Regions from separate parts of the Homo sapiens genome. Here region 1 is linked to region 2. The links are chromatin loops, found by intact Hi-C in ENCODE. Cell type or tissue: GM12878. All regions are shown on one strand. Links, peaks and the distances in the headings refer to the core of each region. The heading gives the core; the rest is flanking DNA.

Region 1 (4,391 bases), core at 329-4,328, 730 kb before region 2:
TAAAAATACAAAAATTAGCTGGGCATGGTGGCGAACACCTGTAATTCCAGCTACTTGGGAGGCTGAGGGAGGAGAATCACTTGAACCTGAGCCGAGATTGTACCGCTGCACTTCAGCCTGGGCAACAAGAGTGAAACTCCGTCTCAAAAAAAAAAAAAGAAAGAAAGAAAAAAAAAAAGGATTTTAATTATTCCACCTGGAGAAAGCTGGAAGAGGAAAAAATATTTTTTATTTTTTTGGAGATGGAGTTTCACTCTTGTCTCCCAGGCTGGGGTGCAATGGCGCAATCTTGGCTCTCTGCAACCTCCACCTCCCCAGTTCAAGTGATTCTCCTGTCTCAGCCTCCCAAGTAGCTGGGATTACAGGCACCTGCCACCACGTCTGGCTAATTTTTGTATTTTTAGTAGAGAGTAGAGACGGGGTTTCACCATGTTGGCCAGGCTGGTTTTCAACTCCTACCCTCAGGTGATCCACTCACCTCAGCCTCCCAAAGTGCTGAGATTACAAGCATGAGCCACCAAGCCCAGCAGATTTTTTTTCAAGACAGGGTCTCACTCTGTCACCCAGGCTGGAGTACAATGGTGCCATCACAGCTCACTGCACCCTCAACCTCCTGGGCTCAAGCGATCCCCCTGCCTCAGCCTCCTGAGTAACTGGGACCACAGGTGCTCACCACCATGCCCGGCTAATTATTTTATTTTTTGTAGAGACAAGGTCTCCCTATGTTGTCCAGGCTGGTCACAAACTCCTGGGCTCGAGCCATCCACCCGCCTCTGCCTCCCAAAGTGTTGGAATTAAGAATCTTGGCCAAGCCACCACTCCTGGCCAAGATTCTTGATGATAACAGAGTTTAGGGCTCTCTGTGGCAATTCTGTTTTCTCTCTTTCAGGGAAGAGAAAGTGTTGAGGTAGGGGAGACTGAGGCTGGCTGTCAGAACTTTCCAGCTGTGGATAGAACCCTGGCACAGAAAATCCTAAGTGCTTGTGAGAAAACTGAGGCTCCCAGAGGTTGTGGCTTATCTAAGGTCACAGGTTAGTTAAGTGCTGAACCCTGGACTCAGACCTCAGCTTTGAGCCTTCCAACCGGCAAACTGTATTCAGAGGCCAGCAGCCCACAGGGTCAGGTAGGATGGAAGCCAATAGGAGATTCCAAGTTTGTTTAGCATTCCTAATCCCCAGGAAAGCTTTCCAGAGATGTGCTGGAAAGAGCATGAGTTAATGCAATGAATATACCCCCATTAAGACATAAGAAAGCTAACGCTGGGTGCTGTGGTTCACGCCTGTAATCCCAGCACTCTGGGTGGCTGAGGTGGGCAGATCACTTGAGGTCAGGAGTTCAAGGCTAGTCTGGCCAACATGGCAAAACCCCATCTCTACTAAAAATACAAAAATTAACCGGGCGTGGTAGCACACACCTGTAGTCCCAGCTACTTGGGACCCTGAAACACAAGAATTGCTCGAACCTGGAAGGTGGAGGTTGCAGTGAGCTGAGATCGTGCCACTGCACTCCAGCCTGGGCAACAGAGTGAGTGAGACTCCATCTCAAAAAGAAAAGAAAAGAAAAGAAAAAAAGAAAAAAGACATAAGAAAGCACAGTGAGGGCCGGGCGTGGTGGCTCACGCCTATAATCCCAGCACTTTGGGAGGCCAAGGTGGGTGGATCACGAGGTCAGGAATTCGAGACCAGCCTGGCCAACTTGGTGAAACCCCATTTCTACTAAAGATACAAAAAATTAGCCGAGTGTGGTGGCGTGAGCCTGTAATCTCAGCTACTCGGGAGGCCAAGGCAGGAGAATAGCTTGAACCCAGGAGACGGAGGTTGCAGTCAGCCGAGATCGCACCATTGCACTCCAGCCTGGGCAACAGGGTGAGACTCTGTCTCAAAAAAAAAAGCACAGTCTGAGGTTGAGTGATTTACTCAAAGTCATACAAAGACATATAAGTAGTAACTGGCAGGGCCAGGATTTAAACCCAGGCATTGTGGCCTGAGCCTGCATTCTCCACCTGTGCTGCCTCTGCAAGTGTTGTAGTCAGGTTTTGAATCTGATCTGGCTGACTCCGGAGCCAGAATGCATCATGATGTTTGGTACCACCTCTTCCACCCTCAGAGGACCAAGCATTGAATGACACGATGCAGGCAGAGCATTTAGCACACGGGAAGTACATCAACACGGTTGTCTTCCTGATGTCTGGCTGGCCCCAGTTCTGCCTTTCCATTCTTTGTTTTGTGCCTGGGTTTATATCCTTGGCCTTCAGCAGCCTGGAAGCAAGGCCCCATCTCAGTATCTGGCTTCAGTTGATTGCTTGGCCATCTCTGTCCCACCCACTGGCCCAACGCTGGGTTTCTGGAGCACATCCTCTGGTGCTTCTTGGAAAACTGGGTTGATAGAGCTGGAGGGGTCTTGGGGAGTGGCTCCGACCTCACACTGTATAGAGGAGAATGCCGAGGCCCAAAGAGAGCAAGAGTCTTGACTAGGCCCATTCCCACAGTCTACTAATAATACCGAGTACCTGCTGTTCCCAGGCACTGTTCTAGGTATGATACCAAAGTGAGAAGGTCACTGCACCTACAGAGTCCACCTTATCATAGTGAGGGAGAAAGACGATCAACAAAAAAATAGGTCAACAAAAACCATAAACTAGAAAAATATCAGAGTGATAAAGGCCATACTGAGAACATGAAAGAGAAGGATCAGGTGGCTACTTCAGGCTAGCTGACTTCTCTGGACAGGAGACACTTAACCTGAGATGTAAAGGATGAAAAGGTGCCAATGCGGGCAGTCAGGGGGAAGGGCATTGTTGGTAGAGGGAACAGCCAGTGAAAAGGCCCTGAGTATAAGTTTGGTGTGTGAGCACAGTGGATAGTGAAATCAATGTAGTGAGTCCTGACAAGCATTCAAAAAATGAAGTAGCCAGGCACAGTGGCTCACACCTGTAATCCCAGCACTTTGGGAGGCCGAGGCGGGCAGATCACAAGGTCAGGAGATCGAGACCATCCTAGCCAACATGGTGAAACCCCGTCTCTACTAAAAATAAAAAATTTAGCTGGGCGTGGTGGTGCACTCCTATAGTCCCAGCTACTTGGGAGGCTGAGGCAGGAGAATCACTTGAACCCGGGAGGCGGAGGTTGCAGTGAGCCACTGCACTCCAGCCTGGTGACAGAATGAGACTCCATCTTAAAAAAAAAAAAAAAGAAAAAGAAAAAGAAGTAGAAAAGAAAATATCAGAATGCATTGTAAAGGTTAATGTTTGAGGAAACTTTAGGAGACATATACATATATGCATGCAGAGATATATATAGTGTGATATATATTGATATATCTATATCTCTAAATATAGCATGAGTGTATGTTTTGGACTGTGATATAACATGTATTTCTGACTGTGACTTGTGAATAGAAAAGTTTTAAAGCCATTATTGGAGGAATTTTAAAAAGTTCAATATAGCTGGAGAGAGGAGAACTGCAGGAGATGAGGTCAGCCAGGGGGCAAGCATAAGTCATGTATGGCTCTAGGAACCAGGATAAGAAGTTGGATTTTATTCAAAATGGACTTGATGGCTGGGCTCGGTGGCTCACGCCTGTAATCCCAGCACTTTTGGTGGCTGAGGTGGGCAGATTGCTTGAGCCCAGGAGTTCAAGATCAGTCTGGGCAACATAGGGAGACCCCTGTCTCTACAAAAAATAGATAAAAAAATTAGCCAGTCATGGTGGCTCATGCCTTTAGTCCCAGCTACTCAGAAGGCTGAGATAGGCAGATTGATTGAACCCAGGAGGTTGAGGCTTCGGTGAGCCATGATCGTACCACTGCACTCAAGCCTGGATGGCAGAGTGAGACCCTGACTCAATTGAAAAAAAAAAAAAAGCCAGGCAAAGTGGTTTAGGCCTGTAATCCCAGCACTTTGGGAGGCCAAGGTGGGAGATCCCTTGAGCCCAGGAGTTTGAGACTAGCCTAGGAAACATAGCAAAACCCCATCTGTACAAAAAATACAAAAATTAGCCAGGTGTGCTGGTGCATGCCTGTGGTCCCAGCTGCTTGGGAAGCTGAGGTGGGAGGATTGTTTGAGCTCGGGAGGTGGAGGCTGCACCTCCCGAGGTGCAGATGGAGGTGAGCCGTAATCAAGCCACTGCACTCCAGCCTAGGTGACAGAGTGAGACTGTCTCAAAAAAAAAGTGGACTTGATGCCACAGGAAGACTTTAAGCAGAGGATGAACGTTATCTATGTAGTTTCTTGTGCTTTGTTTGTTTGTTTGTTTGAGACAGAGTCTTGCGCTGACGCCCCAGGTACAAGTGATTCTCCTGCCTCAGCCTCCGGAGTAGCTGGGATAATAGGCACGTGCCACCATGCCCAGCTAATTTTTTATTTTTAATAGGGGTTTAGCTGGGATTACAG
Region 2 (4,317 bases), core at 294-4,293:
TTCTCCTGCCCCAGCCTCCCAAGTAGTTGGGACTACAGGCGCCCACCACCACGTCCAGCTAATTTTTTTGTATTTTTTGTAGAGACGGGGTTTCACTGTGTTAGCCAAGATGGTCTGGATCTCCTGACCTTGTGATCCACCCATCTCGGCCTCCCAAAGTGCTGGGATTACAGGCATGAGCCACCACGCCCTGCCAAATATTTCCTTTTTTTCCTCTTCTGAACACATTTGAAAATGTTTCAGATAACTTTTCATTATTAAGATATATTTGCTCCATAGCCTTCTTCCTCTCTTTTCACACATAACAATCACTTCTATACTGTTTAGTCAGTCGACCAACCAATATTTGTTAAATACCTACCTTTTGTGAGATTCTGTGGCTGGCCTTACATGGGTGAAAAAGTAGAAGACAAAGTCCTTGCCTTCCAGTTGATTACAGTTTCGATGGAGAAACAATATGTACATAACTATATTGCAAGGCCCAGTGTTATAAATAACTTAATGGTGGTGCTGATCATAAAAACCACAAAAATTCAAAGAAGGAAAATAATGTTTTTTGACCTCTTCAGCCTTTTAAAAATCCTATTCCTTGCCTAGTCGTTTGTAAACCACACAGAGCTCCACGGGGGTCTTAGTACCTCTTGGGGAAATCTCGTGCTAGACTAGGTTAGAGTAGAACATTTGTGTCCAGGTTTATCCAACTCCCTAGGCAACTATTATAATCCAATTCCTTATGATTATGGAAATAGTATTAATCACTCCTTGAAATCTGCTTTTAGCATTGGGAAGGCCTCAGAGAAGACCTAACCCTAAAGACAGGTGTGCTCAGTGATATTGTATATGCCGAAAACTTCTTTGTTTCAGGCAGTTTGGAGCATGTGAACACCTTGAGCCTTGATGAGTTCCAGTATGTGGTATATTATGCAGAGCATTCAGAGCAAATACTCTCTCTCCGAGCGCTTAATCCGAACAATTGCTGCCATCCGTTCCTTCCCACATGATAATGTAGAGGACCTCATCAGAGGGGTGAGTGTGCTGGTATTGACAGGAGAGTCCTTGCGATATGAAGTGGGCAAAATCCTCATGGATCACAGATTTGCAGCTTTGACTCAACCCAAGATCACAGGGAGTTTTTACATTTTGCTAACTGCATTAACTTGATCATTAAAATGTATTTCCCCTATGTTTGCTTCGCTTCCCTTCTCCCTTTCACTTTGTGTATCTGATATTTTTCTTCATGGAATATGTTCTCAATAACCCTAGTCTCATGTTCTTTGTAAAATATCTGAGTACGATGCATATGTAATCCATTGAGCTCAAAGTCTTCTATACATGTTTTATTAAGGGAGGAGGTGAGCAAAGCAGAGGTGGTTTTTATTTTTATTTGTTGAGACAGGGCTTCACTTTTGTCACCCAGGCTGGAGTGCAGTGGCACAAACATGGCTTACTGCAGCCTTGACCTCCTGGGCTCAAGCGATCCTCCCACCTCAGCCCCCTCAAGTAGCTGGGACTACAGGCACATGCCACCCATGTCCAGCTAATTTTTTTTTTTTTAATTTTTTGTAGAGATGGTGTTTCACCATGTTTCCCAGGCTGGTCTTGAATTCTCATGCTCAAGCAACCCACCTGCCTTGGGTTCCCAAAGTCGTGGGATTAGAGGTGTAAGCCACTGTGCCTGGCTACAGAGGTGGTTTTTAAATCCTTGTGAGCCTTTCTTCATACCTGGGTTACAATAATTACATGGAGAGATTTTTTACTTACATTCTATGTTAAAAGCAGCTACCACTTCTAGCTCTGTAGAGGATATCAACCTCTAAAATGCATGGTAATTATAGTTTAAGAAAACACCTTAACCATCGGATGTTTAATCATGGCCCTTCAATAATTGTTATGTGACTAGTATCCTAGAAGGTCTTTACTATCCTCTTCTATTTATTTTTCTTGTTGAAGAGAAGTTACACAGTTTTTGATCACCAGAAAATGCATCCAGATGGTTACTTGTGTATATTCTAAGACTTCAGGCTCGTCATTTACAGCCTAGATCTCTGTAGCTGCTTCAGAGTTATTGGACACAACTGAAGAAGGAAAAGTCATGCAGTGTTAGCTTATTGTCAGCAAAAGTAGTGTCAGGAGACTCCGCGGTAGAAACCTTGTAACATTCTAATTCTAGCTCTGCTGCTGAGTCATTCAGTGACTTTGGTCTGACTGGTATCTCCATCTCCCTTGATTTTTTTTTTTTTTTTGAGACGGAGTTTCGCTCGTCGCCCAGGCTGGAGTGCAATGGCGCGATCTTGGCTCACTGCAACCTCCGCCTCCCAGGTTCAAGCGATTCTCCTGCCTCAGCCTCCCGAGTAGCGGGGATTACAGATGCCCGCCACCACACCCAGCTAGTTTTTGTATTTTCAGTAGAGACCGGGTTTCACCATGTCGGCCAGGATGGTCTCAAACTTCTGACCTCAGGTGATCTGCCCACCTCAGCCTCCCAAAGTGCTGGGATTACAGGTGTGAGCCACTGTACTCGGCCTCTCCTTTGATTTTGAATAGAAGCACCAGCAAAGGCTAGATGGTAAAGAATACTGATACTAAGAGGCTACTTTGAAGATGTTTATAAAAAAGGAAAAACCGTGTTAAGATGATGCCACTATTAATGATGGTCATTTGTTGAATGGACAAAAGAGCATGCCATTTCTGGCCTCAGTCTGACAGACTCACTTTCCTACTTTTCCAGAGCATGGTGGCCATAGAAAGTGGATTGCTGGTCCAGCTTTCCTGCCTGATGATAAGGTTTCCAGTGCTTTGATACATAAGATTGTCTTCAGTGATGTCCAGGTGACCATCTGGCAGCCTCCCTTGTGGAGAAACTTAGTAACTTGATCTAAGGAATTAACAGTTCCTTTCCTTCATCTTCAGTGTACTCCTTTGGTTTGGACATTGACATAATATTAATAGAAAAGGAAACAGGAACTAGCACTGTATCTATAAAATAGTGAGAGTTAGAACTCTCTGTCCCCTGGACTCAGTTCTGAATTCTGTCCTGCTGGGCAAGCCAGAGCTGAACACACTGACTGAAGTTGTCTTCTGCCCACAGGGAGCAGATGTGAACTGCACTCATGGCACACTGAAGCCCTTGCACTGTGCCTGTATGGTGTCAGATGCTGACTGTGTGGAGTTACTTCTGGAAAAAGGAGCCGAGGTAATGTTTTTAACACATTCACATTAATGACTCACTAAAACTTGAGCTTCATGTTTTCTTAGAATTTCTCCCCATCACTCCTCCATCTCTTCCCTCCTCCAGTCTGAACTTCTAACTCAAGGTAATGTTGGCATAGCCAATATTAAGGAAAATGTAATGGTAAATATATAAAATGATCTAAGGATTTCATTCTTTTACCTTTCTGTCCCCACCCTGCTTGCCCCCATTGTATGGTGCTGATACTCTGCCTTTCTTTCTTCTCCTTAACTTAAGCTGTCACTGGCCATCACTTCAGGAAGCTTACCTTGTAGGGGCTGTTTATATTTCCGTTTAATCTTCTCATTGCTTATTGTCTATCCAGGAGATATAAATGCAGAGATCCCTCAACTCTGATTAAATCTAAAGTACCCTTAAAAGTACTTAAAGTACTTAAGAAGTGGTACTTAAGATAGGTTTTAGCCAAATAAAAGGTTGAATTTACTTAAATGTTTCAGGGTTTTTTTTTGTTTTTGTCTTTCATTAATGAGGGTATATGCTATTTGGAAATTTGAAGAAAAAAACTACAGGTGATGCTGACTGTCAGCAAGCCAGCTGCTTTTCCAGCACTGGGAGATTTGTGCTCTTCCTATCACATGCTTTCATTTGGGTTCTCTTGTGAACCCACAGCATATTTTTGCAAAGGTCTGACTTATATTCTAACATTTTGAATTTCTCTGTATGGTTAAAGAACTTAGCAAAAGCTATGTTTTTCAGTTTGGTTGCTACATTAGCCACAGGGTACAGAAAGGGTCAGGGTAAGTAAAATAATCCAAAACTCTGTATAGTCAAGCAGCTTTCCAGTAATGTTTCAGAGCAGTTACGGGGACTTAGACTTCCTCTATTCCTGCCTTACCCCTTACTCTGTGGTAGAGATTCTAATGAATAGATAAAAGAACATTGCAGCAAAAACCAAAATAATGCAGACCAGCTAGTCAGTGCACATAATAGTGTTGACTGTTTGAGGACAGTTCTTTTCCTTTTTGCTCCTAAGCTCCTGTCATATCTTCATCTTTATCACCAGGACTCCCTGGGAGTTGCTTGCTGACCCTCCTGTTCAGAGCACTGCATAGCAAAGGTAGTGGGTA

Evidence for each region. A loop is a pair of places that touch in the nucleus more often than their neighbours do. Peaks named below come from ENCODE experiments on the same cell type or tissue, not always from the same donor. Only the 100,000 strongest peaks of a DNase experiment are listed, where the experiment ranks them.
Region 1: a loop joins it to region 2, with 15 times the contacts of the local background. A loop is called at or near these places in 1 of 110 quality-filtered maps.

What each region holds. Positions count from the first base shown.
Region 1 is chr12:48,875,426-48,879,816 of GRCh38, reverse strand. No RefSeq gene overlaps it. Among named protein-coding and RNA genes, the nearest start is that of RND1, 12 kb to the right of the region's middle. In GM12878, for the core only: no CTCF peak of the experiment used is centred there; no DNase peak of the experiment used is centred there.
Region 2 is chr12:48,150,077-48,154,393 of GRCh38, reverse strand. ASB8 (ankyrin repeat and SOCS box containing 8) reads left to right here. Exons shown (of 4, transcript NM_024095.5): 2 at 865-1,026; 3 at 3,089-3,193. The coding sequence starts at 898. Among named protein-coding and RNA genes, the nearest start is that of ASB8, 5.3 kb to the left of the region's middle. In GM12878, for the core only: no CTCF peak of the experiment used is centred there; a DNase peak (open chromatin) is centred at 2,133; H3K27ac peaks cover 740 bases.